2 separate regions of the Homo sapiens genome follow, and region 2 is linked to region 1. Evidence: read pairs that join two places in POLR2A ChIA-PET (ENCODE). Cell type or tissue: PC-3. All regions are shown on one strand.

Region 1 (8,000 bases):
TTGCAGTGAGCCGAGATCCTGCCACTGCACTCCAGCCTGGCGACAGAGCGAGACTCTGTCTCAAAATAAAATAAAATAAAATAAAATAAAATAAAATAAAATAAAATAAAATAAAATACATAGAACACATCCATCTACTAATATATTTCACATATTTCTTTTGCTTAGTGATGACAAGTTGAGTATCTCTAATCTGAAAATCAAAATCCAAAATGCTCCAAAACTTTCTGAGAGGCTGATATGACACCACAAGTAGAGAATTTGACACCAAGTCCAGGCACGGTGGCTCACGCCTATAATCCCAGCACTTTGGGAGGCCAAGGTAGGCAGATCACTTGAGGTCAGGGGTTTGAGACCAGCCTGGCCAACATGGGGAAACTCCGTCTCTACTAAAAAAAAAAATAAATAAATAAATAAAATAAAATACAAAAATTAGCCAGGCATGGTGGTGGGTGCCTGTAATCTCAGCTACTTGGGAGGCTGAGGCACGAGAATCACTTGAACCTGGGAGGTGGAGGTTGCAGTGAGCCAAGATCATGCCACTGCACTCCAGCCTGGGTGAGGGAGACTCCGTCTCAAAAAAAAAAAAAAAAAAAAATCAACACCTGACCTCCTGCGACGGATCAGTCGAAGTGAGGTCAGAACTTCTGTTTCATGCACAAAGTTATTTAAAATGTTGCTTAAAATTACCTTCAGGTTATATGTATAAAGTATGTATGAAACAAAGGAATTTCATGTTTAGACAGGCCCCTCGCCCCAAGACACCTCATTATGTATACGCAAACACACAAAAAAAAACCAATCTGAAATCCGAGACATTTCTGGTCCCAAGCATTTCGGTAAGAGACACTCAACCCTCAACCGTATCTCCATTCTTCTATTAAAGGTACAACATAGTTTAGTTAATGCTACTTGTAGTGAAGAGAATAGAAACTGAAAGAATTAGGACTATCTTTGAATTTATCCACAGGACATGTCAAATAATCACAAAGTAAATGAGGACACAATATAAGCAGTATTCACAAGTTTCCAAACAGACATTTTACATAATACTTTCAAGGCTGGTCAAAATGAGCTATGAGAAGAACAAGAATCTCTCAGTTTTCACATAAACACTATATTTAATCTGAATGTCAATAAGATATTCATGAATTATCACTCCCTAAAATAGCAAACAACAACAGTTATAAGAAAATGACTAATGACTTTGTTCCCCCACCAGCCCTCCACCACTTTTAAAGAATAAGCTAATGAAATTATTAGAGATAGTTTTAAACGTACCATATACTTTTCACTGAAAATTATTATTGCATTCATACACTTAAGAAAGTGTTTGTCATTTATGCTCGATCACAGTCTGCCACACTGTTGTATGTATAGCTAACCTGCCAGATGGTCTTTGGGAGGCTTCTCCCTAGCACTAATGGGTAAACCACCTGTATCACACTTAATGTAACTATATTCTGGACAATGGTTTTCAAGGTTTTATATTCATTGAATCCTTTGTTAAAATAGAATAAATAATTACACGGAAACCTAAGTTGTTTTTTCCCCCTTAATTAAAAAAAAACAAAAAACAAAAAGCAGCCAGGTGTGGTGGCTCAAGCCTGTAATCCCAACACTTTGGAAGGCCGAGGCAGGCAGATCGCTTGAAACCAGTAGTTCAAGATCAGCCTGGGGCAACATGGCAAAACCCTGTCTCTACAAAAACTACGAAGAAAAATTAGCCAGGCATAATGGCGTGAGCCTGTAGTCCCAGCTACACAGGAGGCTGCGGTGCAAGGATCACTTGAGCCTGGGAGGTTGGGCTGCAATGAGCCATGATCACACCACTGCACTCTGGCCTAGGTGACAGAAAAAAACAAAACAAAACCCCCTAAACCAACAAAAAACCTGGAAGATATAAAAAAACAGGAATGACTGAAGTAGGGGGTGATGGTGGTGAGAAGGGGGGTGTCATGAGCCTGAAACCCCTTCTACGTGGACCCAGTGGAATTCTTCAGGACATCTCAGTGAACAGTTTAAAAACCATCCTCCATCTTGCATCTTGGTTCAATTTAAATTCCCAAACAATAACAAAAGCAATAAAAATAATAATAAAGAAAATTGAGGAAATTTACCATGCCATAGTTTACCTGCTGGAGAGCACTTGGTGACTGGGCAGTGTTATAAAAATTTGTCTGACCAGGCTGTTGTACTTGTCCAGAATAAAGATTTGAGGCCTGGGTAAGATTTGCTCTGGCCTAGAAAAAATTTTTTAAGAAAACATGAGTAAGACTGAAAAAAATTTCAAATTCAGAGGTGGAGATTATGACTTCAAAGCAATGTCTAGCAATTTTTAGTATTAGATAAATGAAAGGACTTTGTTTTTTTCATTGCATCTTCTAACATGTTTTCTTTTAAAAATGTTTCCTTAAAATGATCTGTGGCATAGGAATACAATGAGGGTGCATTGCTCTAGTCCCCTGACTTACCTGGAGAAGATGTGTGTCAATCAGCTGGGAACCTCCTAGTCCTGATGCCTGCCCCAGTTGATGTTCATACAATATAGGAATGGGCTGAGTATTTGATGTTTGCTGAAAGGCAAGACCGGATTGTGCCTTGGCAAGTTCTTGGTGTTGGACAGTTGGAAAGTTGTGAATAGCAGTACCAGAAAGGACCACAGATGGCTGGGATAAACTGCTTTGCATAAAAGCTGGCTGAGATCTACATAAGGATTAAAGAGAAAATATTGTTAGAAGTTAATTTCATCTGGAATCTGAAAATCTTAAGAATGCAAATCCCAAATGACCCAATACAGTCATGTGCTGCATGACATTTTAGTCAACAACAGACCACATATATATTGATGGTCCCATAAGATCATAAGGAAGCTGAAAAATTCCTATCACCTAGTGACATCATAGCTGTTCTAATATCATAGAACATATGACTCAAGTGTTTTTGCTGGTGCTAGTATTAAATATAAACAAACCTACTACACCTACAGTCCTAACAGTTCAGTACATACAGTTACATACAGTACATAATATCTGATACTGATAAAAAGAATTATGTTACTAGTTTATGTATTTACTATACATTTTCTGGTTATTTTAGAGTGTACTCTTTTTACTTAAAACTTATAAAACAGCTTCAGGTAGATCCTTTAGCGGGTATTCCAGAAGAAGGCATTGTTATCATAGGACATGACAGCTCTGTATGTGTTACTGCCCCTGAAGACCTCCCAGTGGGACAGGATGTGGAGGTAGATGAAAGTATATTGATGATCCTAGCCCTGCGTAGCCTAGCCTAATGTGTGTGTTTGCATCTTAGTTTTTAACAAAAAAGTTTAAAAAGTTAAAAAAAAATTAAAAAATTAAAAAACAGAAAAACGTTACAAAAGAAAAGGCCAGACATGGTGTTCATGCTCATAATCCCAGCACTTTGGGAGGCTGAGGTGAAAGGGCTGCTTGAGGCCAGGAATTTGAGACCAGCCTGGGCAAGAGAACAAGACATCATCTCTACAAAAAAATAAAAAATTAGGTGGGCATGGTAGCAAGTGCCTGTAGTCCTAGCTACTTGGGAAGCTGAGGCTGGACAATGGCTTGAGCTCAGGAGTTCGAGGTAGTGAGCTGTATGTGCCACTGCACTCCAGCCTGGGTGACACAGACCTTGTCTCAAAAAAACAAACAAAAAAAGAAATACTTCTGTGCAGATGTACAATGTGTTTGTGTTGTAAGCTAAATGTTATTATAAGAGTCAAAAAATTATAGTAAGTTGAGGTTAATTTATTATTGAAGAAAAATTTGTTTTTTTTTTTTTAACAAATTTAGTGTACCCACAGTGTAGTATAGAGTCCACAGTAGTGTACAGTAATATCACTCGCCACTCACTCACTGACTCACCTACAGCAACTGCCAGTCCTGCAAGCTCCATTCATGGTAAGTGCTCTATACATGGTACGTACCATTTTTAATCTTGTATGCTATATTTTTATTGTACCTTTTCTGTTTAGATTGTTTAGATTTCTATGTTTAGACACAAATATTTACCACTGTGTTACAACTGCCTACAGTATTAAGTACAGTAAAATGCTGCACGGGTTTATAGCCTAATTAGACACAATAGGCTGTACTCTACAGCCTAGGTGTATAGCTGCAGGCTATGCCACCTAGGTTCCTGTAGGTACACTCTATGATGTTTGAAAAAGGATGCATACTTCAGAATGTCTCCCCATCACTGATACTTGGATGCACTCTAATTAGCTCAGAAATCAAGAAAAGAGGCAGAGAATACAGACTGTGTCTAAAGCAACTTATTTCAAGATTTAAAGCCCTGTATACAAGGAAGCTTCACATGTAAAAGTTCTGTGAAAAGGCCTGTTCTCCCTAAGAAGTGGATTGCTCTTTCCTTTTGAACAGTGAGAATAATTCTCTTTTTGTGTTCACTACAAAGTTCAGAACAAAATCTCTTTTTCTCTTTGGCAACATTCTAATTCATAGCCCCAATAGCCCCAACTTTTCTTATTTGTATTTCATTACTTCCCCACATATATTTTTAATATAAATGGCCTAGCCTCAAGATCTCCATGGAATAAAGCACAGTAGTAGCTCATGTCAGAGTTACCCATGAAGATTAAGCAAGCAAACAAACAAACAAGAACATAAACCAAAACCAAACCAAGCCAAAACACACCCCCTCAAAACAAAACCACAATATGCCAGAATCTAACCCCAGACTTCCCTATCATCTGAGATGGATGCCTCCAGTCTACACTTTTAAGATGCAGAGATAAAGAATAAGCACCTAAATCAAAAGTAGTGGGTTAAAGAACATTATGCTTTGTTGCTTTGTTAAAACTGACCTATGTGGCAGGAACAAAAGCCACTAAGGAAGAATGCTAGTCTAGGATCATAGCAGTCTTTACAATACCTACTTATAATTTATGTTTCAAACACGAGGTAAGAAAACATGAATATACTGCTATAAACTATCCTGTCTTTGCAGAAACCAGTTCAGAGATTCCCTAATAAACACTATGCTGATTAGGTTAAGGAACAAGCAAGGAATGTTTAGGGATAAAATAACTGCTTTCAAAATCTAAACCTGTACTTTCCAATGTGGTAGCCAAGTGCCACAATTATATATGTGTCTTACATTTTATTTCTATTGACCACGTCTGGTCTTAAAAAGTATATCTTCCAAGACAATTAGTGAAATGGGGATTACAAATATAGTACATTGCTACTCCACCTCCCACGGCCTGTGGAAAACATTACTAATTAATCACTGTACTCTTTTTCACAGTACTGAAAAGCGGTTGCAAACTTTTCAACAGTGTTTCAAGCAGCCAATACAATTTAAAAGGAGACTGGCTTGTGAGATTAAATCTAGCTGCTATTCCTGTGTCAGAAATTTTCAAGTTTTATTTTTAATATAAATTCCAAGATAATCCCAAATTCAATACAAGACTTCCTTTAGCTTCTAGTTGGGGCTTCTAACGGGAGAAAATAACGAAATTAAATGAGAGTAAAATGAGGAGGGAAGACCTACAACAGCTATATAAGTAATGATACAGGTGTCTTAAATTTTACTAAAGCATCTTTAATCAAAAGGTAAAAATAAAAGCCACATTTATGAGGTTTACTAATGACTAGGCTCTCTGTTAAGAAAGTTTCATTAGCTGAACCTGGCTTCTCTAGGAGTATCATTATGGTAATATAAAACATACTGTATTAACTGATGACAGGTTTAATCTATAAAGTATAGAAATTCTATCTGAACCCACTTCTGAAAACAAATTCCTAAAAACAAATGCACAGCCTTCCTAAACTAAGTGTCCTGAATGTAACTTATTTTTCTTTATGATGATTTAAGGCCACCATCATGAGTATGGATGACAGCTATGCCATGATGCACTGCTCCTACTATCTGACTCTTACTCACTCTTCTTCCCTCATTAAACTGGAAACCAGAGACACTGAGGGTCTGCCACTTTATGTATAACCTCAGGTTAAAACAAAACAAAACAAAAAAAGCCTCACCCTCTTCAAGTCCTAACATCCACATGTTAAATGAGGGTGACTTATCTTAGGTGGTTGTGTGAAGACTAAATTTAGTTAATGTATGTGAAAGGCTGAATATCTATCATATATAAGGAAAGTTCAATAAAAATCAGTTTTCATTATTTCCCTAGTTGCAAAGGTAACTTACAGTGCATCTGAGTGAATTTTTGGAAAAAATGCTTTCTTCACTACACAGCATATTTATCATCATTACTTCCATGCTTTGATATTTACCCCTCTCTGTTCTGTTATATTCCACCCTGCCCTGCACCCCCTAACATGATGTAGTTAACTGCCATGCCTCAGCTCGTACATAGAGGAGATTCAGATTTATAGTTTTTGGTAGCCAGATGGCACACATACTTTTAGGTTCTTTAGCAGCTACTTTCTATAATTTCTAACAGTTTTGGGGTTGCTGTTGTTCACTACTTCAAGAGGGTTTGAAACCTGACATTCTTTAATAAGATATGGTTGAAATTACCAGAGGCTGAGGTTCATGACATATAATCAACATGCTCAATTAGCCAATGTAGTTTATAGCAGAGTCATCCTAGGTTTTTTTGGGAAGGAACAGTATGGATTACGGCAAGGAGGATCAGCAGTTACAATGTTTTCAACATCATTACAAACATAACTTTTAAAGCATTTACCTATATGGTTGAAGTGAGGAGCTGAACAATTCCTGAGCCTGGGAAACAGCAGGGCCAGCCCCCAAACTCAGTTGGGCTTGATGCTGCCCTTGCAGTGGTGCATAAATAGGGATTGGAATCTGCTGAACTGAAGTTGGCTGCAATGCATTGAGAAAGTATGTAAACATATATATCAACATCATACAGATAAATCATTAACACTGGAATATAAAAATTTGAGACATGAAAAGAGTAAAATTAATACTATATATCAGCTCCATTTTAAAACAAAACTGAATGTAAACATCTAAATTTCCCTTTCAACCCACTACTTATTCTACATTATTACTATTAAGCTTTGGTAAATTTGGGAAAAATTTTAAATTTTGCTTATAGAATATCAAGCTAATCGTGGGTAGCTTGTAATTTCAGAGTCTATTATTTATGTTCCAAGATAACTATTATAACCACAGAAATGCGAAGGAACAAATACAGGATGGAAGAAGTCTTTGATATTACCTGAGAGAGACCTGGTTGGAAACCCTGTTGTTGAGCCAAGGATGGCGGAGCCAATCGTGCATGTTGGGTATTGAATAAATGACTTGTGTCCATATAGAAGGCTGGGATTTGAGCTGTAGACCATCAGGATAAACAAGCAGTAGTAAGTGTCCTAATTTCAGAATTTTCCAAACAGTAAATAAAAACCAAGTTTTGTAGCAGATTCCAAATTAAGTGCACCCTCTGAAAATACAGCCATGGAAAAACTAAAAACGTGACAAGATGCAAATGTGAAAAGATGGAAAACTTCTAGTAGACAGGTACACACAAACATAACTAGTACTTGTGAAGGCATGAAAAAAAAATTTATATACCGCCAATGGGGTATAGATACGCAGATTTTGTCAGTGGTAAAATTTCACATAATCTACTAAAATTGAAAATGAATCTACCCATTGAACCAGCAATTCTACTCCAATTTTAAACCTACCTACTAGAATCTAGCAAAATATTTAGAGGATTGACATTTAATTTTAAAAGTTTGGTATAAATTTTAAACACATTTCTATGTATGATACATAATATTTGGTGACTTGCTGTTTTTTTTTGTTTTTGTTTTTTGTTTTGAAACAGTCTCGCTTTGTCACCCAGGCTGAAGTGCAGTGGCACGATTGATCCCAGCTCACTGCAACCTCCACCTCCCGGGTTCAAGCGATTCTTGTGCCTCAGCTACCTGAGCAGCTGAGTGTGCGCCACCACGCCCAACCAATTTTTGTATTTTTAGTAGAGACGTGGTTTCACCATGTTGGCCAGGTGGGTCTTGAAC
Region 2 (8,000 bases), 120 kb after region 1:
TGCCTCAGTTAACATTTTTTATTGGCAGAGGGATGGTGATGGGTGGGCCGAAACAAACTGAGATAAATTGGAAACTTCCTTTTTCTTCTACTTTATAAATAAAAGAAAACATCTTGGGTTTATTCTTTTTTTCAGCTCCTTCACTCATTCTTCCCTTCTCCTTTTCTTCCTTCCTTCCACATTTATTGGGCTCTTTCTATCTGTTAACTCTTAGGGATTGAGACATGGAGATGGGGAGCTAGAGGAGAAGTTCTGACACATCAGTCATAAAGTCCTAAATCTAGGACAGACCTATACAGCACTTTCCAATCCATGAACCATAGCTCTGATTCTATCTGCAGTTCTAGAATTGTGTTTTCAATTCTTTGTTTGTTTGTTTGTTTGTTTGTTTGAGATGGAGTCTTGCTCTGTCACCCAGGCTGGAGTGCAGTGGCACGATCTTGGCTCACTGCAACTGCTGCCTCCCCAGTTCAAGCGATTCTTCTGCCTCAGCCTCCTGGGTAGCTGGGATTACAGATGTGTGCTACCATGCCCAGCTAATTTTTGTATTTTTAGTAGAGACAGGATTTCACCATGTTGGCCAGGCTGGTCTCGAACTCCTGAACTCAGGTGATCTACCTGCCTTGGCCTCCCAAATTGCTGGGATTACAGCCATAAGCCACCATGCCCAGCCTCTAATTTTTAATTGGTCATTTTTTTCTATCATTTGTTAACAATTACTATTGAGCTTTATGTGCATTTTTTCATTAAACTCTCCTAGGAAACCCTTATAAGACAGGTAGTCTGGCCATTTTGCAGGTGAGGAGATGGAGGTTTATTATTTTTCTTTTATTACTTTTATTTTTTTAAGACAGGGTCTTGCTCTGTTGCCCAGGCTAGAGTGCAGTGGCATGATCACAGCTCACTGCAGCCTCAACCTCCAGGGCTCAAGTGATCCTCCCACTTCAGCCTCCCAAGTAGCTGGGACTACAGGCATGTGCCATCACGCCTGGCTAATTTTTGTATTTTTTGTGGAGATGGGGTTTCAACATGTTGCCCAGTCTGGTCTCAAATTCTTGAGCTCAAGTGATCTGCCCAACTAGGCCTCCCAAAACACTGGGATTAGAGGCGTGTGCCACCGTGGCTGGCCCATCTATGCTTTTTTTTTTTTTAAATGACCAGCTCTCATAAGAGGTGCTTTTTAAAAACTACCTTATCACATTGCGTATACCAGGATCCCAAACCCAAATGTCTGCAGGAGGTGAGAGTCCAGTGCAGACTGTGGATATCTGGGTGAATTTGTGCTACACTAAAGTGGCAGGAGCTATTGATTGGCTCTATGCAACTGAGGCTAGGCAGAAATGCAGTTTTGGTGTTATAGTGGTTCTGATCTTTTTGAAAGAAGCCAAATAGAATTTTTTGGGGGTGAAATCTTCCAATCGTTAAGTGATGGCATTTAATTACACACATAGTTATAAATAACGTGAGATCCAAACAGAACATGTCTGCCGACACCTCAATCTCAACACTTCTACAACTGCAAGGGCTTCAATTATGCAAATGTTGGCACTCCTTAATTTGTTTTCTCTATAATCTTTCTCCAATTCTTTTAAACTCTGTATTTCACTTTTCTTGTGCTCCTTCTAATTTCATCCTTATTCTTATTGGATTTATTTATTTTTTCCTGTATGTTCAGTTCACATGTTACCTCCTACTATTTCTCATCATTTCTTCCCAGAGTTCTGTTCTTTTTCTTTTTCTTTTCTTTTTTCTTTTTTTTGAGACAGGGTCTTACTCTGTCCCCCAGGCTGGAGTGCAGTGGTGGGATCTCGGCTCACTGCAACCTCTGCATTCTGGGTTTAAGCCATTCTCCTGCCTCAGCCTGCCAAGTAGCTGGGACTACAGGCACCCACCATTGTGCCCAGTTAATTTTTGTATTTTTAGTAGAGACAGGGTTTCACCATGTTGGCCAGGCTGGTCTCGAACTCCTGACCTCAGGTGGTCTGCCCGCCTTGGCCTCCCAAAGTGCTGGGATTACAGGTGTGAGCCACTGCGCCCAGCCTAGTTCTTTTCTCTCTTGTCTTGTCTTTCTTTTTCCTTCCTTCCTTCCTTCCTTCCTTCCTTCCTTCCTTCCTTCCTTCCTTCCCTCGTTCTTTCCTTCCTTTCCTTTATTTTCTTCCTTCCCTTTATTTTCTTCCTTCCCGGCCTGATTCTTCACTTCCTTCCTTCCTTCGTCCCTTCCTTCCTTCCTTTCTTTTCTTTCTTCCCTCCCTATTTCCTCCCCTCCCTTCCCCTCTCCTCCCCTCCCCTCCTTTCCTTTCCTTTTTCTTTCTTCTCTATAGTCCAGGCTGGAGGGCAGTGGTGGGATCATGGTTCACTGCAGCCTTGAACTCCCTGGACTCAAGTGATCCTCCCACTTCAGCCTCTCGAGTAGCTGGACTATAGGCACGTGACATCACACCTGGCTAATTTTTGTATTTTTTTTGTAGAGACAATAGGGTTTCACCATGTTGCCCAGGCTGGTCTCAAACTCCTGGGCTCAAGCAACTTACCCACCTCGGCCTCCCAAAGCCCTGGGATTACAGGTGTGAGCCACTGTGGCCAGGCTCATCTGTTTTTTGATGGCTATTATTCTCTTGGTTAGTATGATTTGTTCATTGGTAACTTTGTAATTGTTTTCAGTTTTTCTTTCTTTTTTTGAGACACGGTCTTCACTCTGTCACCCAGGCTGGAGCACAGTGGCCCCATCTCGGCTCACTGCAACCTCCACCTCCCAGTTTCAAGCAATTCTCATGCCTCAACCTCTTGAGTAGCTGGGACTAAAGGTGCCCACCACCACACCCGGCTAAGTTTTTGTATTTTTAGTAGAGATGGGGCTTCACCATGTTGGCCAGGCTGGTCTCAAACTCCTGACCTCAGGTGATCTGCTCACCTCAGCCTCCCAAAGTGCTAGGATTACAGGAGTAAGCCACAATGCCTGGCCCACAATTTTTCTTTTGGTATGTTTGTATCAATGCTGCCAGTGCCAGATTTTTTTTTTTTTTTTTTTTTTGAGACGGAGTCTCGCTCTGTCGCCCAGGCTGTAGTGCAGTGGCACGATCTCGGCTCACTACAAGCTCCGCCTCCCAGGTTCACGCCACTCTCCTGCCTCAGCCTCCCAAGTAGCTGGGACTACAGGCGCCGGCCACCACGCCAGGCTAATTTTTTGTATTTTTAGTAGAGACGGCATTTCACTGTGTTAGCCAGGATGGTCTCGATCTCCTGACCTCATGATCCGCCTGTCTCCGCCTTCCAAAGTGCTGAGGTTATAGGCATAAGCCACCGCGCCCAGCCAATTTTTTGTTTTTTATTGCCTAACAATAAATGAGTTAGATTGTCTTTTTACTTTTTTCTTTTTTTTAGACAGAGTCTCACTCAGTTACCCAGGCTGGAGGGCAGTGGCACGAACACAGTTCATTACAGCTTCAACCTCCTGGGCCTGAGTAATCCTCTTGCCTCAGTGTCTCTGGTATAGCTGGGACCACAGGTGCATGCCACCATGCCCGGCTAATTTTTAAATTTTGTTGTAGAGACACGGTCACACCTTGTTGCCCAGGCAGGTCTCAAACTCCTGAGCTCATGCAGTTCTCCCACCTCAGACTCCCAAAGTGCTAGGATTATAGGCATGAGCCACCATGCCTGCCCGAGTTAGATTCCTATTAACTTAACTATTTGTAGGAGATTATTGCATAGCAAAAGAGGTGAGTCAGGGTAACCTTTGAGATTTTACAACCCAAAGGCTCTCTCCTTTGCAGCAGAAATATACCAGTCCTATCTGTTTGAATTATCTGTGTAATTCTTTAGGTAGTCCTTACATGCCTACTTCTCTGGATCACACAATGTCCAGGAGGGCTTCTGCTAAGAGCCTTGCTTACCCCACTTCCCATAACCCTTTGTGCAAACAAGTGATATTGCCTTTGAACTGCAGACTGGGCCCCTCGCTTTCAGAAAGTGACCCCCACCCTGGTATTTCCTGAGCTCTAATAAAAATAACCTCTCATCATCCTTCAAATTTCTTCTCTCCACTTTCTATCATATGACTTTTGCCTATCCTCCACTGTTTTTAGCTGCCCTAATAGGTGTTTTGGAGTCTGCAGATTTTATCTATTTTATCCTAGTCTCACTGAACTATGGAGTGTTTTGGCCAGGTGCAGTGGCTCACACCTGTAATCCCAGCACTTTGGGAGGCCGAGGCGGGCAGATCACCTGACGTCAGCAGTTCGAGACCAGCCTGGCCAACATGGTGAAACCCCGTCTCTACTAAAAATACAAAAATAAACTGGCCATGGTGGTGCATGCCTGTAATCCCAGCTACTGGGGAGGCTGAGGTGGGAGAATTGCTTCAACCTGGTGGGGCGGAGTTTGTAGTGAGCCAAGATTACACCACTTTACTCCAGCCTGGGCGCCAGAGTGAGACTCTGTCTCAAAAAAAAGAAAAAAAAAAAAAAAAAGAAAATAGAGTGTCTTATGTATTTGTTTTTGTAATTGTGATAAAATATATATAACATAAAATCTACCTTTTTTTTTTTCTGGGAGACAGTGAAGACAGTCTCACTCAATGCAACCCCCCTCTTCCTGGGCTCAAGCCATCCTCCCACCTTAACCTCCCCAGAAGCTGGGAGCTGGGATTACAGGTGTGCACCACTGTGCCCAGCTAATTTTTTTTTTTTTTTTTTTTTTTGTAGAGAAGGGATTTCACTATGTTGCCAAGGCTGGTTTCGAACTTCTGGACTCAAGCGATCCACCTGCCTCAGCCTCTCAAAAAGAGCTGGGATTACAGGTGTTAGCCACCATGCCCAGCCAAAATCTACTATTTTAACCATTTTTTTTAAGATGGGTCTTAGGCCGGGGGTGGTGGCTCATATCTGTAATCCCAGCACTTTGGGAGGCCAAGACAGGTGGATTGTTTGAGCTCATGAGTTTGAGAACCGCTTGGGCAACATGGCGAAACCTGGTCTCCACAAAAAATACAAAAATTAGCTGGGCATGGTGGTGTGCACCTATAGTCCCAGCTACTCAGGAGGCTGAGGTGGGAGGATGGCTTAAACCTGGGAGGCAGAGGTTGCAGTGTGCTTAGATCAGGCCATTGCAATCCAGCCTCGGTGATAGAGTCAGACCTTGTCTCTAAATAAGTAAATAAACATGGGTCTTGCTATGTTGCCCAGGCTGGTGTCAAAATCCTAGCCCCAAGTGATTCTCTCACCTCAGCCAGCCAAAAGTGCTGGGGTTACAGATGTGAACCACTGTGTCTGGCCTTAACCATTTTAAAGTGTGCAGTTCAATGGCATTAAGTATATTTACATAGTTTGGGTTTTTTTGATCTAGGATCTTGCTTTGTCACCCAGGCTGGAGTACAATGGCACAATCACAGCTCACTGCAGCCTCAACCTCCCAGGCTCTAGTAATCCTGCTACTTCAGCCTCCTGAGGAGCTGGAACTTTATTTTTTGTAGAGACAAGTTCTCGCTATGTTGCCCTGGCTGGTCTTGAACGCCTGGGCTCAATCGATCCTCCCACCTTGGACTTTCACAGTGCTGGGAATACAAGCATGAGCTATTGTGCTGGCAATATATTCATATCGTTGTACAGCCACTACCACCATCTAACTCCAGAACTTTTTCATCATCCCATACTGAAACTCTACCCATTAAACACCAATTCCTGTTCCCTCCTCCTCCAGTCCATGGTAACCACCATTCCACCTTCTGTCTCTATGAATTTGACTACCCTAGGTACCTCATATAAGTAGAATCATACAATATTTTTCCTTTTGTGTCTGGCCTATTTTTATTTTACTTAGCACAATGTCTTTCTAGTTTATCCATCCTGTAAAATGTATCAGAATTTCATTCCTCTTTAAGGTTGAATAATATTCCATTGTATGCATATACTACATTTTGTTTTATTCATCTGTTGCTGAATATCTGAAGTCATATTGTTAGCTTTCTTTCCATGTAAGCATTCATCTTGTGGGTTGCTTTCATCTTGTGGCTATTGTGGATAATACTGCTATAAACATTGGTGTAGAAATTGTATATCTGTTTTTGTGTTTTATTGTTGTTTTTCATGTTGCTTTGAATGCTTTTCAGGATGCGATTCAGCTATAATTATTTTGGTAGTTCTTTTGGAAGCTGCATTTCAAAATAAATATTTTAGATGATTCTCAAGATTAGGTAAGTTTGGAAAGCACTTCCTACCATTTCTACCTGAATGAAATCAGGTAAAATAACATCAGAGAGAGTCTCTGGCAAGAAAAGAAGCACCAAGAAATCTGGGTAAGATTTTGGGCAGGAGAGGCACTGATGATAGCAAGAGGGAGGTTTGGCGCTTTGAGCAGGTTAAATACATACAAACCAATTGTTCTACTAAGCACCATCTGTCAGAGCTGCTCCTGCTTCTGTGAATCACTATGCGAGCAGAGAGAGAGGATGAAATAGATGGGCTAAAATTGCCTAATTCCCTGTCTGGGTTGACTGTATCTTAGGAAAATCCCCATTTGGCTCTGCTTTCAAGAATGACAAGCTTAGCTCAGCACTTCTGTGCATCTGCTGATGCTCATATTTTGAACTAGGGGATAACCCAATCTATGTCAAAGTAACTATTGATTCTTGGTTTTAACATAACAATTTAACAATCTGTAAAGTTGTCCAAGAGTAGTCAGCTAGTCTAAACTCACCTCTTGTGCATGTCTTAGATTTTTATCAAAGGAATAATGTAAGATACCCAAGGAATAACTTTCATGACACAAGCCAACTGTAGCCATGGGAATATTTTGAGGCAATTTGTTAGTGAACTTCTGTTTAATCTCCATAAAGCAATGCTACAGTGAGTTAGAGAAAAGCAGTTTGGGATTTTGTGGCAGACAAAGATACACTCAGGTGGCTTTCTAGAGGGAGAAAAAGGAAACATTCAGCTAGTTGCTGGAATATTTTTATTCATTAAGCAAATATTTATTTAACTCCTGTCATATAATAGATACAATGGATAAATCAGAGAAAAAGATTTTGCAAAAAAAGTCCCTGAGATTATTGCGCTTTCATTCTGTGGGGGAAGCAGATAATAAAAAAGTGAACAAATATAAATATATTTTCAAACAGCAGAGTACAAAGCATCAAGTAGACCTAACTAAATACTTATTAGTAACTAATTAAATTTATTGCAAGATTCCTTCAGATTGCTAAGGCCAATATTTTATTTCAATTACAATTTTATCTAAAAATACATAATTTAAAAACAAATCTTCCTGACACTCAATTACTTTGCAAAGAAAGGTATACATCTTTTTTTAAAGACTGAGAAAAAAGCCGGGCGCAGTGGCTCATGCCTGTAATCCCAGCACTTTGGGAGGCTGAGGCAGGTGGATCACCTGAGGTCAGGAGTTCGAGACCAGCCTAGCCAACATAGTAAAACCCGTCTCTACTAAAAACACAAAAAATTAGCTGAGCATAGTGGAGGGTGCCTGTAATCCCAGCTACTCGGGAGGCTGAGGAGGGAGAATCACTTGAACCCAGGAGGCAGAGGTTGCAGTGAGCCGAGATCACAGCCATTGCACTCCAGCCTGGGCAACAAGAGTGAAACTCCTCTCAAAAAAAAGACTGAGGAAAAAAAAAAAAAACAAAAAACACTGAGAAACCGTGAATGCTTACATGGAAAGAGAGTTAACAATGTGACTTAATGATATGGCTAAATGCAAACTGGCTAGTATGGATTCTAAGTACCATGACTTTCCAGATAAGAACCAAGATTTTTCATGGTTTTAGGGCCTGACAGTTTGGAAACTTTTGTATGCCCAAACAGGTTTTAAACATCTCCCACAATTTCTTAAATTGGCTTATCCACTTGTTCACTTGCTTTAGTGTTTCATCTGTTAGAAGAGAGTGGGAGGTGAGAGGAGGATAATGTTATTATGTGCTGCTCCCTGTGGGCTGTTTGTATATAAAAATGGCATGGTGGAATTGTTATAATGGTGCTTGTATCTAACTG

Evidence for each region. ChIA-PET counts read pairs that join two places held together with the same protein. Peaks named below come from ENCODE experiments on the same cell type or tissue, not always from the same donor. Only the 100,000 strongest peaks of a DNase experiment are listed, where the experiment ranks them.
Region 2: POLR2A ChIA-PET joins it to region 1 with 20 read pairs; 2 of 35 experiments call an interaction of 5 or more read pairs at or near these places.

The regions. Positions count from the first base shown.
Region 1 is chr1:171,578,662-171,586,661 of GRCh38, reverse strand. It overlaps PRRC2C (proline rich coiled-coil 2C), which reads right to left. Exons shown (of 35, transcript NM_001387844.1): 27 at 7,196-7,308; 28 at 6,698-6,834; 29 at 2,475-2,706; 30 at 2,136-2,243. Among named protein-coding and RNA genes, the nearest start is that of MYOCOS, 40 kb to the left of the region's middle. In PC-3, no CTCF peak of the experiment used is centred here; no DNase peak of the experiment used is centred here.
Region 2 is chr1:171,456,092-171,464,091 of GRCh38, reverse strand. No RefSeq gene overlaps it. Among named protein-coding and RNA genes, the nearest start is that of PRRC2C, 25 kb to the left of the region's middle. In PC-3, a CTCF peak has its summit at 7,928; a DNase peak (open chromatin) is centred at 3,771.